Regions from separate parts of the Homo sapiens genome. Here region 2 is linked to region 1. Evidence: chromatin contacts called from ENCODE Hi-C or POLR2A ChIA-PET data. All regions are on one chromosome and are shown on one strand. The core of a region is the stretch at or near the end of the contact, and the rest is flanking DNA. Distances in the headings are between cores, read along the strand shown.

Region 1 (6,854 bases), core at 4,064-6,563:
GAAGGACATGCCCCCAGGGTGCTCCTGGGCGTGGGCAGGGCGTGCCCCCCCCCCCGGGTGCTCCTGGGCGTGGGCAGGGCGTGCCCCCCCCACCGTGCTCCTGGGCGTGGGCAGGGCATACGTGCTCCCCGGGTGCACCGGTGGCTCCTAGCCACCTGTCCCAGCATCTGCTGCTCTCAGCTTCCCTGGCTTGTGCCGTTGCTCCAACCTCGCCTGCCTCCCATGGCACCGTGTTGGTCTCTTTCCTCTTAGGAGGATGCCTGTTCCTGGACTTGGGCCCCGCCCAGCCCAGTGCTTGTCTTGACCACATCTGCAGGATCCTGTTTCCAAATGAGGTCCCACTCTCAGGTCTCAGGGGCTGGGACTTCCACATGCTTCTGGGGAAACAGTTGAACCCACAGCTCCCCCTCTGTGTTCCCATCTTTCCCTACTCTGGAGTTCACAACACTTTTCTGGTGCAGAGATGGCCCTCAGGCCCTGCCCCCAAAAGCCTCGTCTACACAGCACTCCCTGCCCCCAAAGGTCTCATCTACACAGCACTCCCTGCCCCTGAAGGCCTCGTCTACACAGCACTCCCTGCCCCTGAAGGCCTCGTCTACACAGCACTCCCTGGTGGTGTTCAACCCAGCTGCACCTTGAACCCTGGGAGCCCTGAAGGGACCGATGCCTTTGTGGTGGGTTCAGGTGGCCTGAGGGCTAGAGAGGCAGAGCTTGTGTAGACGGGAAACCCCAGCTGGGAGCAGGCAGCCTGGGCAGAAGGGGCCGGGAGCCAAGCTGCAGGCCTTGGGGAGGCTTGGGCCCACGTGAGCAGGACCCATGCTGCTTGCTCTTCTGCTGCTGCTCCTGCTGGCACTGGGTGTGCTGGGGGCTGGGCAGGTGCATCCGCTGCTCCAAAAAGCACTTGTTCCTCCTTTCCACTAAAGTGCCCCTGCGCGCCCCACATGATGTCACATGCCTCCACATGCTCCCCATGTCCCCCTGGCCCCTGCGTGCCCCATCCCTATGTGCTCCCATGTGGCACCTCCCAGATCACCTGGACACGAGTCTCGGGGTAACCAGCCCCCCTGCAGACCTGCAGAAGCTTGGACAGCAAGTGGGAGTCAGCAGTCAGGAAACTCGGGGGCTTTGCACCTGGAGGGAAGCCCACCTGATATGAAAATGCTTTCGAAGCTTGTGGATCGGAGAGGCCAGTGGTGTACCGGGTGGTCCAATCGATCAGTCAGGACGATCATCAGCCCCATTTCTCAGGTAAGAAAACCAGGCTCCAAAACTTTCAGTGACTTGCGCACAGGGGCAGGTGGGTCACCTGTCAGCAGCAGAACCAGTGCAACCCCAGCAGGTCTGGGGCTGGAGGCACCCCTGCACCCCACACCCCCTGCACCTCCCCACTGCACCCGAAACCCCCCATACCTTCCCCACAGCCCCCCACCCTGCACCCTGCACCATGCACCATGCACCCAGCACCCTCGCATCCTACACGCTTCTGCAACCCCCTGCCCCGCAAACCCTGTCCCCACACCCCCGCACACCTAGCAGCCCCCACCTGACACTCCATACCCCATGCTCCCACTGTGTCCCCGCACACTCCCACACCCCATGCTCCCACATACCCAGCATCCCGCACCCCACACTCCATACCCCCCACACCCACTGTGTCCCTGCACACTCCCACACCCCATGCTCCCACTGTGTCCCCACACACTCCCACACCCCACGCTCCCACATACCCAGCATCCCGCACCCAGCAGCCCCCACCCCACACTCCATACCCCCTGCACCCCCTGTGCTCCCGTACACTCCCACACACCCAGCATCCCCCACCCCCCCAGCCCACACTCCATACCTCCCACCCCCTCAGCCCACACTCCATACCCCCCACACCCGCTGTGCCCCTACACACTCCCACACCATGCACCCCATATCCTCATCCCCACTCCATGCACCCCATATCCTCATCCCCACTCCACGCACCCCATATCCTCATCCCCACTCCACACCACTGCACCCTGCACTCCCGCACGGTGGACACCCTGCACTCTGGTTGCTGTGCCAAGCCCCGGGGGTGCCTCCCTGCCTGTGTCCTCTGCTCTGAGCCTGGCTTCACAGCCCACCTCTCCCGGGGTGTCTGGAGGGGTTCGGGTTCCTGGTAGCAGCCCAGCTTGCCTGGCTCCAGCACTCCTCCAGGTCCTCCTACACCCCGCCCAGGCTCCGTGCAGGCCTAGCACGCCCCTCCCAGCCCCTGTGGTCAGAGAAGGGAACAGCTTTCAAAAGAGGAGCCCCTTGGAGTCCAAGATTCTTCAAAACTTCCAAAAGAAGTTCTATATTTTGGACAATATTAGTTTCTTTCAAATAACTCATTTCATGAAAAATACATGACAATTGTAGGATGGGAAAAGGCTTGTGGAGCCGTGGCACTGGGGGGGAAAAGGCATGTAGAGCCGTGGCACTGGAGTGGGGGAAGGCGTGTGGAGCCATGGCACTGGGTGGTGGGGGGAAGGCGTGCGGAGCCATGGCACTGGGTGGTGGGAAGGCGTGCGGAGCCATGGCACTGGGTGGTGGGGGGAAGGCGTGCGGAGCCGTAGCACTTTCCTTTAAAGGTGCAGTACAGCACGTCCACGTCCTCCCGACACCGTGAGTGCGGCCACACCGAAGCCAGGGGAGCAGGTGCGCTTCTCCATAGGTCCTGGTTTAAAGCAAGCGGAAACACCACAGGCTCGGGATTGAGGTGGTAAGGGACGTCCAGTCCTCAGGTGAGGTTAAGTCCTTCTACAGAGACAGCACTGGGGGGACCTCACAGTGCCCCCCGGGAAGCGCTGTTTGGGCAGGCTGCAGGAGCTGAGGCCAGAGTCCTGGCACGGGGCTACGGGGCCCTTGGTGTCTTTCACTGCTGTGACGGGGGCTCCCTGCTGCCCCGGCACCTGCGGGCCTTGGCCAGTCCCGAACACCAGGTTGTGGCAGTGGAGACCTGGGGGGTGGCCAGCGGCCCCCTATGGAGGTTCTGCCGTGCGTGTCAGGGCCCCAGGCAGGGCTGTGCAGCGCCAGCCTCACTATCAGTGTGGACACACATCTGTGGGAGGGGCTCTCGTTTTCCCCACCTTCCGGTGAGGGAACCAAGGCAGACTCAGCACCAAGCAGGGGTCAGGCCCTGGTGGAGGTGGATTTTCTTCACTGTGGCACAGTCCTGCTCAGTTTCTAGTCCTGATGGAGGTGGTGGAGGCCCTGGTGGAGGTGGATTTTCTTCACCGTGGCACAGTCCTGCTCAGTCCCTGGACTGCCCCCCTGCACCCAGCAGCACAGGCCGCAGAGCCCAGGAGATGTGGGCAGGAGCTTTCCCCTCGCCTGCCCCACTCCTGCCCACCCAGTGGGCACCCCGTAGATGGGAGCAGCTCTCCGTCTAGCACTTGGACTGCTGGGCTGAGTCATGGCTGCAGGCAACGGCTTAGTGGCATCTCCCAGGTGCCACTGCAGGGATAGCCTCTGTGTCTCCAGGCTCTGCTGTGGCCCCGCGGAGCCAAGCTTACCCATGCCGCTGAGTCGGGGGCTGCAGAGGCCTGTGCGGGCTGCGGTGGCTAGACCTGGGCCTGGCTGCTCAGATGCTGCTGGAACCCTGCTCTCAGCCTGGAGGCTGGCAGGTCTGCCAGGGGCCAACGGGCAGGCATCGCCCGTCTGAAGCTCTTTGCCTCTGAAGGAGCTTCAGCGCCAGCCAGGGGCAGTTTATGAGAAATTCAGAGAAACATGTAGGCTTCTCTGTGTCTTCTGAAGAACTGCCAATGCCTCACCCACCTCTGGCCAGAGGACTCTGGAAAACTTGCGTTTCTGGTATGTATAGAAAAGCGACATGCTAAGCCGCAAAGCCGCCCCCTTCAAGACGCAGCACACGCAAGGCTCACCCTGCCACGAGCACTGGTACCGGCTCACTTTCCGCTCTGCTCGGCGGGACTCCGGCCAGGCCCAGCGTGCAGCTGCAGAAAGGTTTAGAGTGAGGCTTCCACTTCACTCTCCGGTCCAAGAGTTATACTATCTGGTGGAAGTGTTTCTTTTTCCTTTTTTGGACAGTTAAGCTACAGCGATGGGCCAACTGGCACCAGTGTGGAGAGACAGGTATTCCTCACTTTGTGGCACCAACGTGGTTCTGGCAAAGTGGCCTCTTTTCCAGTAAAACAGTCTTCTCCCCTCCCTCGCCTTCCATTTTAGGACCAGTGGTTTGTCCCTGGGGAAGCAACCCCAATTACAGCCAGCTTTGCCATCTGTGGAAATAGCCTGGTCACCAGAGGCACAGAAGCCAGATGCGTGGCCATGCCGGCGGCAGCACCCGCGGCAGCACCCGGGGCAGCCCCTGCCCCCGACCCATGAATCTCAGTGTCCCCCAGGCCGCCCACGTCCCACTCTGCCCAGCCTACACCACCTCCCTCACCGCAAAGTGCCCGCTCTGCAGCTCCATGCCCCTGCCCAGTGGAGCCTCAGCCCCGTCCCACCTGCAGCATGCCCAGCCCAAGTGCCCGAAACCCAGAGCCTCGGACTCAGGGCAAAAGGAAGCCGCCCCATTCCACCACATCAGGGTCTCCACTGTGCTTATTTAGAGCAGAGCACAACTCTCCTTGCGTCTGAGTCCCTTCACACAGGTGACTGAGAGGCTCAGGACAGAGCATTGCAGGGGAGACAGAGGAGGGGCTCGGCCTCGCCAAGCAGCTGGCTCTATTCATTTAGCAGAACCGCTGCCCCACCCCCTCCCAGCCCCTGCACGGAGGGAGGCCACTGGGGCCGGCCCGTCCCCAACTTCTATTTTGTTTTCGCCAGAGCCGCCTCCAGACTCCCTCTTCACATTTTATGTCAACTCTGGGGCCCTGCTGGCTGAAAGTGAGTTCTGTTTTCCGGCAGCCCTGTGGCTTTTGGACTCGGCCTTGAAATTAGTTCATGGCGACCCAGGCACACATCGCGCTGGGAAGCCACGTGGGAGCCGTGCGGGTGGAGCGGCCGCCACAGCCAGACTGAAATGTAGCACAGCGCCTGGGCCTCGTCAGGCCTTTATGACAGAGTGTAAAGGGAATTGCTGCTTAGTCACCAATTTGCTTGGCAAGATTGGATGGATTAGGAAACACGTCGAAGGTCAGACAGTAGGAGTTTGTCTAGACGCTCTATTTTGGACTCGGCGCTGACCCGAGGTGTTTCTGTAGCAACCTTTACAACACTGCTATTCTGGCAATATTGGAGAAAACATGATCCCTCCCATCATCAGGTAGGGCCCGCTCTGAAAATCCTCGCCCCATCGCTGGGTTTGCTGAGGCGCCTCCAACTCCATTTAGGACGAGGAAGCCCGACGGGGAGGCCCCTGGGAGGGACCGGCTGCTTGGGCGGAGGCCAGGCCTCGGGAAGCTTGTCCAAGGCTCACAGGGAAAAGCGCCAAGAAATGGAAGTGGCTCATTTTTCCTCTGGGCCTGAGGGGAAGGTTTTGATTTTACAGCCGCCCCTAGTCATTTCTCACAGGTTTGAAGCAGACCTTTCCAGGGACGGGGGAGGGAGAAGGGAGATGGGGAAGGATGGGGAGACGCCGTGAGGAGGCAGCCACCTCCGGGGATCCCCGGAAGCCTGGACGTGCTCTGCCCGGTGGTTCTGTCCCCAGGGAACACGTGGTCATGTCTGGAGGCATCTGTGGCTGTCACAGTCATGGTATGGGGTGCTCCTGGCATAGAGGGGTGGGGCTGCTTCCTTTTGCCTGTCCCTGCTGCCCTCCCCGCCCTCCATGTCTCCCTGCCACCTGCCCTGCCCTCCCCACCCTGCATGTCTCACTCTCCATCGTACCTGAGGGCCCTCTGCCAGCTGGGAGAGGGGACAGCCCAGGCTTCAGTTTCCCTGCATTTCCCCGGGAGTAGGGGAGCCACGAGCAGTCCGTAGGTTCCCTCTTCCTCCCAGGGCCTCAGCACCAGATCCTGGAGCTCCGGACCCCGCAGTGGGTTCCCCAGCCTCACAGCCCTCCTGGGGCCCCACAGGGGAGGGACGCAAAGCTGGCTCTGCAGCTCCTTAGCGCGTGACCTCTGGCAACTTCAGCCTCTCCTGCCTCAGTTTCCCGAACTCTGAAGGGAGGGCGAGTGACACGATGATTCCTCAGCAGAGACCCCAGGCCTCTCTCTCCCACTGACCGCCCAGGGGAGTGAAAGTCCAGGACTCCGTGCATGCCTGGGGACCCGGGCAGTGGGGGAGCAGAACCGGGGACCCGGGCAGCGGGGGAGCAGAACTGCAGGCCCGGCCGCAGCACCTGCCCACCTTGCTGGTGAGGGGTGAAGGCTTCCAGGCCCTGGCCTCCACATCCAGACACCACCCTCACCCGTGCAGGAGCGGGACTCGAACCCACCTCTCTCGCCTCCTTGTGCTGCAGGGAACATTCAAGTCCTGATGTGGACTCTGTCCTGCTGCAGCAGGAAATCCAGAGATGCCTCTGCCACCACGGCAACGGGCTCTGGCCAGAGCAGCAGGAGGGAGCTGGGCCCACATGGCCGTCACCGTGGTTTGCCCACAGCTGCTGTTTCTGAGCCGTCACAGGGTCAGGGGCATCCAGGGAACACGCTGAGATGCAGCCTCTGCTGCAGCCCGACAGATGTGTAGCTGCTTCTGGAGCACGCCCGGGGAACACCCTTTCTTCCTATGGATGCCAGCTGGACTCACTGTGCAGACAGGGCCTGAACCAGACCAGAGGCACTGGCTTCTAGGCGAGGGACCTTCTCAGCACGGGACCTGCAGCTGCCTTTCCCACACTCACACAGGCTCTTCCCATTGTCCTAAGAACCCTGTGGAGGTACAGGCAGGGGTTATCCAAATGCTGACTCATGTGAGTCCGACAGGAGCATGGTGCCCGCCCG
Region 2 (6,928 bases), core at 1,734-4,233, 62 kb before region 1:
TCAGCGACGCGCCCTCCTGTGCCCGCGGGGAACAAGACGGCTCTCGGCGGCCATGCAGGCGGCCTGTCCCACGAACACGATGGAGACCTCAGACGCCGTCCCCACCCTGTCACTGTCACCATCACCCATCCTGTCCCCTCACGCCTCCCCACATCCCATCATTACTACCCCTCAGGCCTCCCCACGTCCCACCGTCGTTACCCCTCAGTCCTCCCCACGTCCCACCGTCGTTACCCCTCAGGCCTCCCCACGTCCCACCGTCGTTACCCCTCAGTCCTCCCCACGTCCCACCGTCGTTACCCCTCAGTCCTCCCCACGTCCCACCGTCGTTACCCCTCAGTCCTCCCCACGTCCCACCGTCGTTACCCCTCAGTCCTCCCCACGTCCCACCGTCGTTACCCCTCAGTCCTCCCCACGTCCCACCGTCGTTACCTCTCAGTCCTCCCCACGTCCCACCGTCGTTACCCCTCAGTCCTCCCCACGTCCCACCGTCGTTACCCCTCAGGCCTCCCCACGTCCCACCGTCGTTACCCCTCAGTCCTCCCCACGTCCCACCGTCGTTACCTCTCAGTCCTCCCCACGTCCCACCGTCGTTACCCCTCAGTCCTCCCCACGTCCCACCGTTGTTACCCCTCAGGCCTCCCCACGTCCCACCGTCGTTACCCCTCAGTCCTCCCCACGTCCCACCGTCGTTACCTCTCAGGCCTCCCTCCTGTCCCTGTCGCTGTTACCCTTCAGGGTCCACTCATGGCTTCATTATTTCTTTGTAGTGTCCCCACCTTTCCCCTGTGTTGATCATTTAGGCCTCTTTCGTCCCCACAATCACTATTCTGACTGGAGTCCTTTCTTTTGGAGCTCCGCTGGCCAGGGTTGGATGAGGACCTGAGCCCAGTCTCTTCATGCATTGGGCAGCCTCCCTTCCCCCACAGGTGGGGCCTGTTCTGAGCTACCTGAACCCCCACCGTGTCTTCCTCCTGGGCAGGTGGCTCCTCCTGCCTCTTTGCAGACGTCTTTTGTAGCAAGGCTGAACCAGCGCAGTGGGAAAGGAGTTAACTGGTCTCGAATTCTGGGGCATCCCTGTCTCGTGCCACAGATGCCAAGCACAGCAGGGCACGGAGCTCCTGGGGGCCGCTGCACTCAGCAGCACAGTGGGCGGGAGGCCGCTGAGCAACCAGCAGCCTAGGGCATTTGGGTGGGGACGTGCGACCCCCACACAGAACAGAGCCGTCTTTCTCTCTGCGTTGTGCCGAGGCCCCGCAGCGCCGCCCGAGTGTCACGGAAAGTGCCTCTGGTGAGGAGCTGCCGTGCGCACTCTGGGACAAGTCAGGTCCTGCGTGCCAGTCCGGGAGCAGCCTGCGAGCACCTGGGCCCTGTCGTTATCCTCCTTAGTGTTTGTGAAGAGTCACACGGAGGGGCGGGAGCCCGGGCTCCTTCTGGTGCCTTCCACACTGGGGGCGGAGCCCTCTGCAGAGAGCCTGGCTCTGCGTCCTGTGGCTGAGTGCCAGGTCCCGTCTTGGGCAGGGCCCAGGATCAGCGTGGCTCTGAGCAGGGCCTGCGGGGAGCCCACGCGTGCCTGTGTCTTTACAGAGGCTGAGCTCCCACACGGGACAGAGTCGGGACCTTCTGTGGGCGCCATGTCAGGAGGTGCTGCTGGCGGGGCCGGGCATGTGGGGCACCTTTGCTTGCCTGGGTCTCTGGCCCCGCAGAGCCTTGGGCGAGCCAGCCTCGGGTGTGTGTTTGCAGCCAGGGTTCCTCCTGGAGCTCAGTGCCAGTGTGTCCTGTTATCAGTTCCCATGACACAATTCCTGGTTCTCCATCTGTGTTTTATTATTGTTATTCTTAAAAATAGTCGGGGGTTGTTGAAAGGGAATTTGGGGAAGGGAGTGGGGTGATGAAATGCACACTACTAATTGCTCCAGGAAGCCGCCCTGAGACAGGCCGGGGCCTTTGCAGAAACACGTGGGGCTTATCTGGGCTCTGGGCGCTCCAGCCCATGGCAGAGGGAAGCCCGGGCAGTTCCGTGACGTCAGCGCACGCCCCACCAGAACCTGGGAGGGAGATGGGACGTGGCGACAGTGCTGGTGGCACATCCCCTATCTCAGCGCCCATCAGGGCGGCCACAGCAGGAGGTGGGTGGGGCGGGGATGCATGCAGCTCACAAAGGCCCTAACAGTGCCGCTCGTTTCCTCTGCGTCTGCCAGAAGTCACAGGTGACGGGGAACGTCACTGGCCTGTGGGGGACTCAGGGACTCTGCCATCCAAAGGGAAATAAAAATCAGGAAGAGCCTGAGAGGGAGGCTCAGGCGACACTGGTGCTGACACCACAGAAGTGCTGGTGTGGACCTGTGGGTCGCTTGGTTCGTGGAGAGACAGCCACAGCATCTTCCCAGCATCGCGGCCGGCACCTGGCACCTGCACTTTGGCCGTCAGAGACGTGCTGGTACCGTGCTACGGACGAGGGCGGTCACTCTGGCGACCCCAGCTCTCTGCCGAGGCAGCCAGGCACTGGCTCACGACACTCATGGACCAGGGTGGGACCGAGGAGGAAATGTGGGTTCCTGGGGAGATGCCTTGTCACAGGCGTGAGCGTCACTGATGGAGAAGCAGGGCTGGGGGCGTTGCTTTGATGTTTATGGTATTTCTCTAATACTTTCTCAATTTTTCTTTTCTTACAGTAAATGAAATAATACGAAATGACCTCTCCAGCACGAGCACCCACTCCTAGTTGCCACATTGGAGCACTCAGTTCAGCAGGGGTATGCTGACTTCAGCAGACAAAGACTTTTGAATAAATAAACTGAACTCACACCTGGTACCACTCAGAACCTCCAACTGACTGAATGCCAGGAGCTGAACATTAATATGTGCAAAGATTGGCTCTCCAACAAGAAGGAAAGCAGGGAGGAAGGGAGACCACTGTGTCACCTGGAGGAGAAGTCATCTCATGACAACAGAAGGGAGGTGGCCGGGCTGAGCACGGGAGACCCACCGTGCAGGGGCCTTTCATGGGAACGGCCCACACGCAGTTTGACCCCACGCCCAGCCCTTCTGGCACCCCTGGGGTTCAATACTGGAAGTGCCTTATTTAACCAGACCATCAGGGCATCATAGAATTGAGCATTGAATTTGCTACTGTAGGAGTATTTTTAGGAGCAGAAACTGCAAACACATTTCATTGTGAGGTTTTACCCTCTGTATGAATGAAGAGAACGCTGGAAGGCTGCGAGAGGACTCTAGTATGAGTCTCCAACATTTGGAACGTTTCCTGGGCTGTCACGTACACTCCTGCTGCCTTACACAGTGCATTTTAGAATCTTCCAGTCTGTCATCTCAGCTCTTTTGTAACATGCTTCCCTTGTCTGCGCGGTTGAAACCGTAGGCTTGTTCATAGTCGCATGCTCGCATCTTTGTTTTTAATCTGGCTTCGAACATAGCACAAGTAACTTGAATAGCACATCAATAGGTTACTGGACAAAAGCAGAAAAACCTGTTACAGGATAGCCTGCATTTGCATGTGTGTACATATCTAGGCATCTATTTATGTATAAATAATAACAGAGCCGACGTGTCCTCGCCCAGGAGGGCTTCCCTGTCAGCAATAACCGGCATCCGTTTTGGAACCTGCGTCTGGGGCTCCAGTCGCTGCTCTTGCTGGCGTCCATCGCCGCCTCGGACGGCCGTGCATTTTCTCGTCTCACGCAGTTCGAGGAGGACCCTAGAAAGCCAGGAGCTGTGATTGACAGTAGCTGTAGGTTACCAGACGGCAACATTAGAAAGTGATTGTAAATAACATGCAACCTAAGTGTAATATATTTGTTCAGTTATAAGATGATTGTTTCACAGAAGCCTTACCACTCTCTGCTTCATCTAAGAAAACCAATACCAAAAACGCCACTTTAATGCTCAGCCCTGCGTTGTGTGTTTTCAGATGAGTTACTGTTAACAGGTAGGTTTGTGTAGGCCTTGCTGGGCACTCTGTACAATTAGTTGCTTATTACGTATGATTACTCACAGCGATCTATTGTTCCATATAACCAAAAAGCATGGTTTATTCATTGAAACACGGTTGACCTGAACTCGTGCCTTAGGAATTAATGCCCCCTTATGGAACCTGCCTGAATTGCACCTGCGGGTGGAGGCTCCGGCTGTGAAGTCACTGAACAGAACGTCGCTGATGGAGAAAGGGCTCCCGCAGAAGGAACGGCCTGTACCGTGCGCTCCGGCACAATCGCGTCTCTTGTGTCTCACTCACGGAAAGAAACAACCTGAAGGCCATCCCGTCGGTCTGCACGTAACCGTGAAGACGTGTGGCCGCGTCCCACCTGCGGCTGGGTACCCTGCACCCGGCACTGTAGGAGTCACGTGCAGCCTTTCTCAGGGGACTGTCATTGAAAAGGAAACGTTTGATGTCTGTGTCAGCTGTCTTTGTAGTTAGGAAATAGATCCAATAAAGCCGTATTTTTTTGCTGGACAGGCGTAGTCTGCGAGTGGTTCATGATACGCGTGGAAGATGCCGCTTTGTTCTCAGAGTGTGTTTTCAGTGGCGTGTACTTGGATCGTCTGTGAAATGAACCTCGTGTTGGGAAGGCTGTGTAGACGCGGCCATTCGCCGTTGGAAGGGCATCTTGCCAGTAGAGCTGTTCCCTTTCTTCTATGTTTAGGTAAAAACCTGCCGTAGAAATTTGCGAGACGCCGGATAGTTCCCAGGCCCTGTAACTGAAGCAGCTCAGAAATGTTCATCCGGGCGAGGTGGAGAAGGAACTCCTGCTAGTGCCAAATGTTTTTGCTCAGAGGAATATCCTGGGTGAGGCTCTGGCCACACACACAGTCACACGCCATTTGACAATCATCTGGCGAGGAAACGTGTGGAAACCCACAGGTTCTCACCGTCTCTCCCCGCTTCTTAAAGCTGCTCTTCCCCTTTTCCCCACCAAAGCTCCCTACTTCACGTTTGGGTGGGAAAATATTACCTGGCCATGAGTTAAAATATGAAACTTGGAACTTCTACAGTAATTATTGTTCTCATCTTTCAGGAACATTTTTCATTTAGGACTTTATAAAATGCAAGAATTCTGATTTCTTTTGCTCAGAGGTGTACAGATTGAGTTAAAGGACTAGGGAAGTCATCACCACCTAAAGCGATTAGTAAGCATCTATCCCCCAGTTTTCTGCGTTTGACAATATCTGAAGTGAGCCTGAGAACGTCGTCGAAGGTCCCGCGTGGGGTGGCGTGAGGAGAGCACAGAGGCCGGCGTTTGGGGGAGCTGGGAGGAGACCTCACAGGCATCAGGAGCCCTCGGCTCTCCGAGTAGGGGAGGTCCCGCGTGGGGTGGCGTGAGGAGAGCACAGAGGCCACTGTTCTGGGGGGAGCCCTCAGCTCTCAGCAAGTAGGGGAGAGCTGGTTAAGCCCTTGCTTTTCTCCAACTGGCCCCAGTCGGGGCCTAACAGAGCCTTGGACTGTTCAACCCGGAGGCGGCCAGCACGCGCCCTTCGCTTCCCTCTGCCGAAGCGGGCGGAGCTGTCCACCCAGAATGCACTGGAAGCTCTTTCTTGGTTTCAAAGTGACTTTGTGAAACCTCCTTGGTTGTCCTCAACCCCAGTAACAGAATATTCCAAAATTATGAATGTATACAGTGATGGTTTCTGCAGAAGAGGTTGAGCTTCTGCGAATAACCCTCTTAGTGTTTGTGCCTTTTAGGTTGATTTTGAGTAATTAGAAAAATGCACCCACAGGCTGATTTCCAGCCAGAGGTTCTGCCTGTCGGGGGGAAAAGCTGTTGGGCAGTTACGTGTGCCACCCTCGTGTACACCAGAACCAAGACTGCGTTTTCCTGGAAAGCTAAGAGAGAGGTCAGCTTCGGGAGGCAGTGGAACTACCTTCCTGGTCTTTGCTGGCCTCTAGCACGCGGTCCTCGGTGACCGAAATCCTGGGGGAACCTTAGGGATGGGGCGTTTTCTGAGACTCAGCCAGAGGCAAAGCAGCCGCATCTGCGCGTAAGATCACGTTTGCTTTGCTCCTGAGCAGAGACTGGGTGGCACAAAAGTAATATGAGTATCAAGTTTCCCCTCAGAGCCAAGTGGAGCCCAGGAAAGACCCAAGTGCTTGAGCTTCCGGCCCTGGCAAGGGCATCTCGTTATATGGACAGCCTGGGGCCCCTTGCCCCAGCATTCCCCTCCCCACCCGGGACGCACCCTGGCCCCGCTTCTAGAGAAGGACCCAAAAAATCAGCTGTTTCCGCCAGTTCCGCCACGTTCCCCACATGGCGTCCTGACCAGTGACATCACCGGAGGCTGTCTCGTCTCAACGTGAATATTTTTAAAAATACGTCCCGTGTTGAAATTAACAAGCTACACCTGAGTGAGTGTTTGGAGCGCGCTCAGGGTGCGCTGACGCCGAGATAAAATAACCTCTTTAAGAGAAGCCCCGGACCAGCTTTGTGGGTTTTTTAACATTGTAAATTCACCTAAGATTAAAGCAACCGCTTTAAAACGTGTGGTTCTGTGGTGTACGTTCACAAGGTTGTGTGGCCGCCATCTTTATGTCCACGATATTTTTGCCACACCCGGAGAAACCCCCGTGGCCTTGGGAGCTGCTCCCCGTCTCCTCCCTGGGACCTCGGGTTCACACATCTCTGGGTGTGCCTGTCCGGGCATTTCATGCCAACGGAATCATGAACGTGGGGCCCTCTGCGGCTGGCGTCTTCCCCGTAGTGTTTCTGAAGGTCATGTGTTTCCCAAGGTCATCCATGTGGTCACGTGGGTCAGTATTTCCTCCCTTTTTATGACCAAGTCACGTTCCCCAGCTGATGGGGACCCCACGTCGTGCTGGTCCTTTGTCAGCTGGCGGACACGGTGGCTCCCACCTCCTGGCCATTGTCAGCCGCGCTGCTGTGAACGTTGGTGTTCTGAATTTTGTTCAGGTCCCTGT

The links. A loop is a pair of places that touch in the nucleus more often than their neighbours do. ChIA-PET counts read pairs that join two places held with the same protein, here RNA polymerase II (POLR2A). Pooled maps may share reads with other maps.
Region 2: a loop to region 1 is called in a map of ascending aorta, with 4 times the contacts of the local background. The contact joins two enhancer-like sites. A Hi-C loop is called at or near these places in 10 of 168 maps with a recorded cell type or tissue (G401, aorta, ascending aorta and 6 more) and 4 of 50 pooled maps. POLR2A ChIA-PET finds 5 or more read pairs at or near these places in 4 of 52 experiments (WTC11, activated CD4-positive, alpha-beta T cell, naive thymus-derived CD4-positive, alpha-beta T cell and 1 more).

Annotation. Positions count from the first base shown.
Region 1 is chr18:79,584,043-79,590,896 of GRCh38, forward strand. It overlaps LOC284240 (a long non-coding RNA gene), which reads left to right. Exons shown (of 4, transcript NR_148949.1): 3 at 1,029-1,248; 4 at 2,598-4,976. LOC124904335 (a long non-coding RNA gene) reads right to left here and starts at 2,223. Exons shown (of 4, transcript XR_007066428.1): 1 at 2,112-2,223; 2 at 1,148-1,306; 3 at 122-320. RefSeq lists an enhancer at 6,375-6,854. Within about 2 kb of position 5,314, at least 13 of the 41 ENCODE cell types and tissues checked have a DNase peak (open chromatin) inside an H3K27ac peak, as active enhancers do.
Region 2 is chr18:79,524,853-79,531,780 of GRCh38, forward strand. It overlaps NFATC1 (nuclear factor of activated T cells 1), which reads left to right. Exons shown (of 10, transcript NM_001278669.2): 10 at 2,676-4,471. The coding sequence ends at 2,725. Among named protein-coding and RNA genes, the nearest start is that of NFATC1, 130 kb to the left of the region's middle. Within about 2 kb of position 2,984, at least 2 of the 41 ENCODE cell types and tissues checked have a DNase peak (open chromatin) inside an H3K27ac peak, as active enhancers do.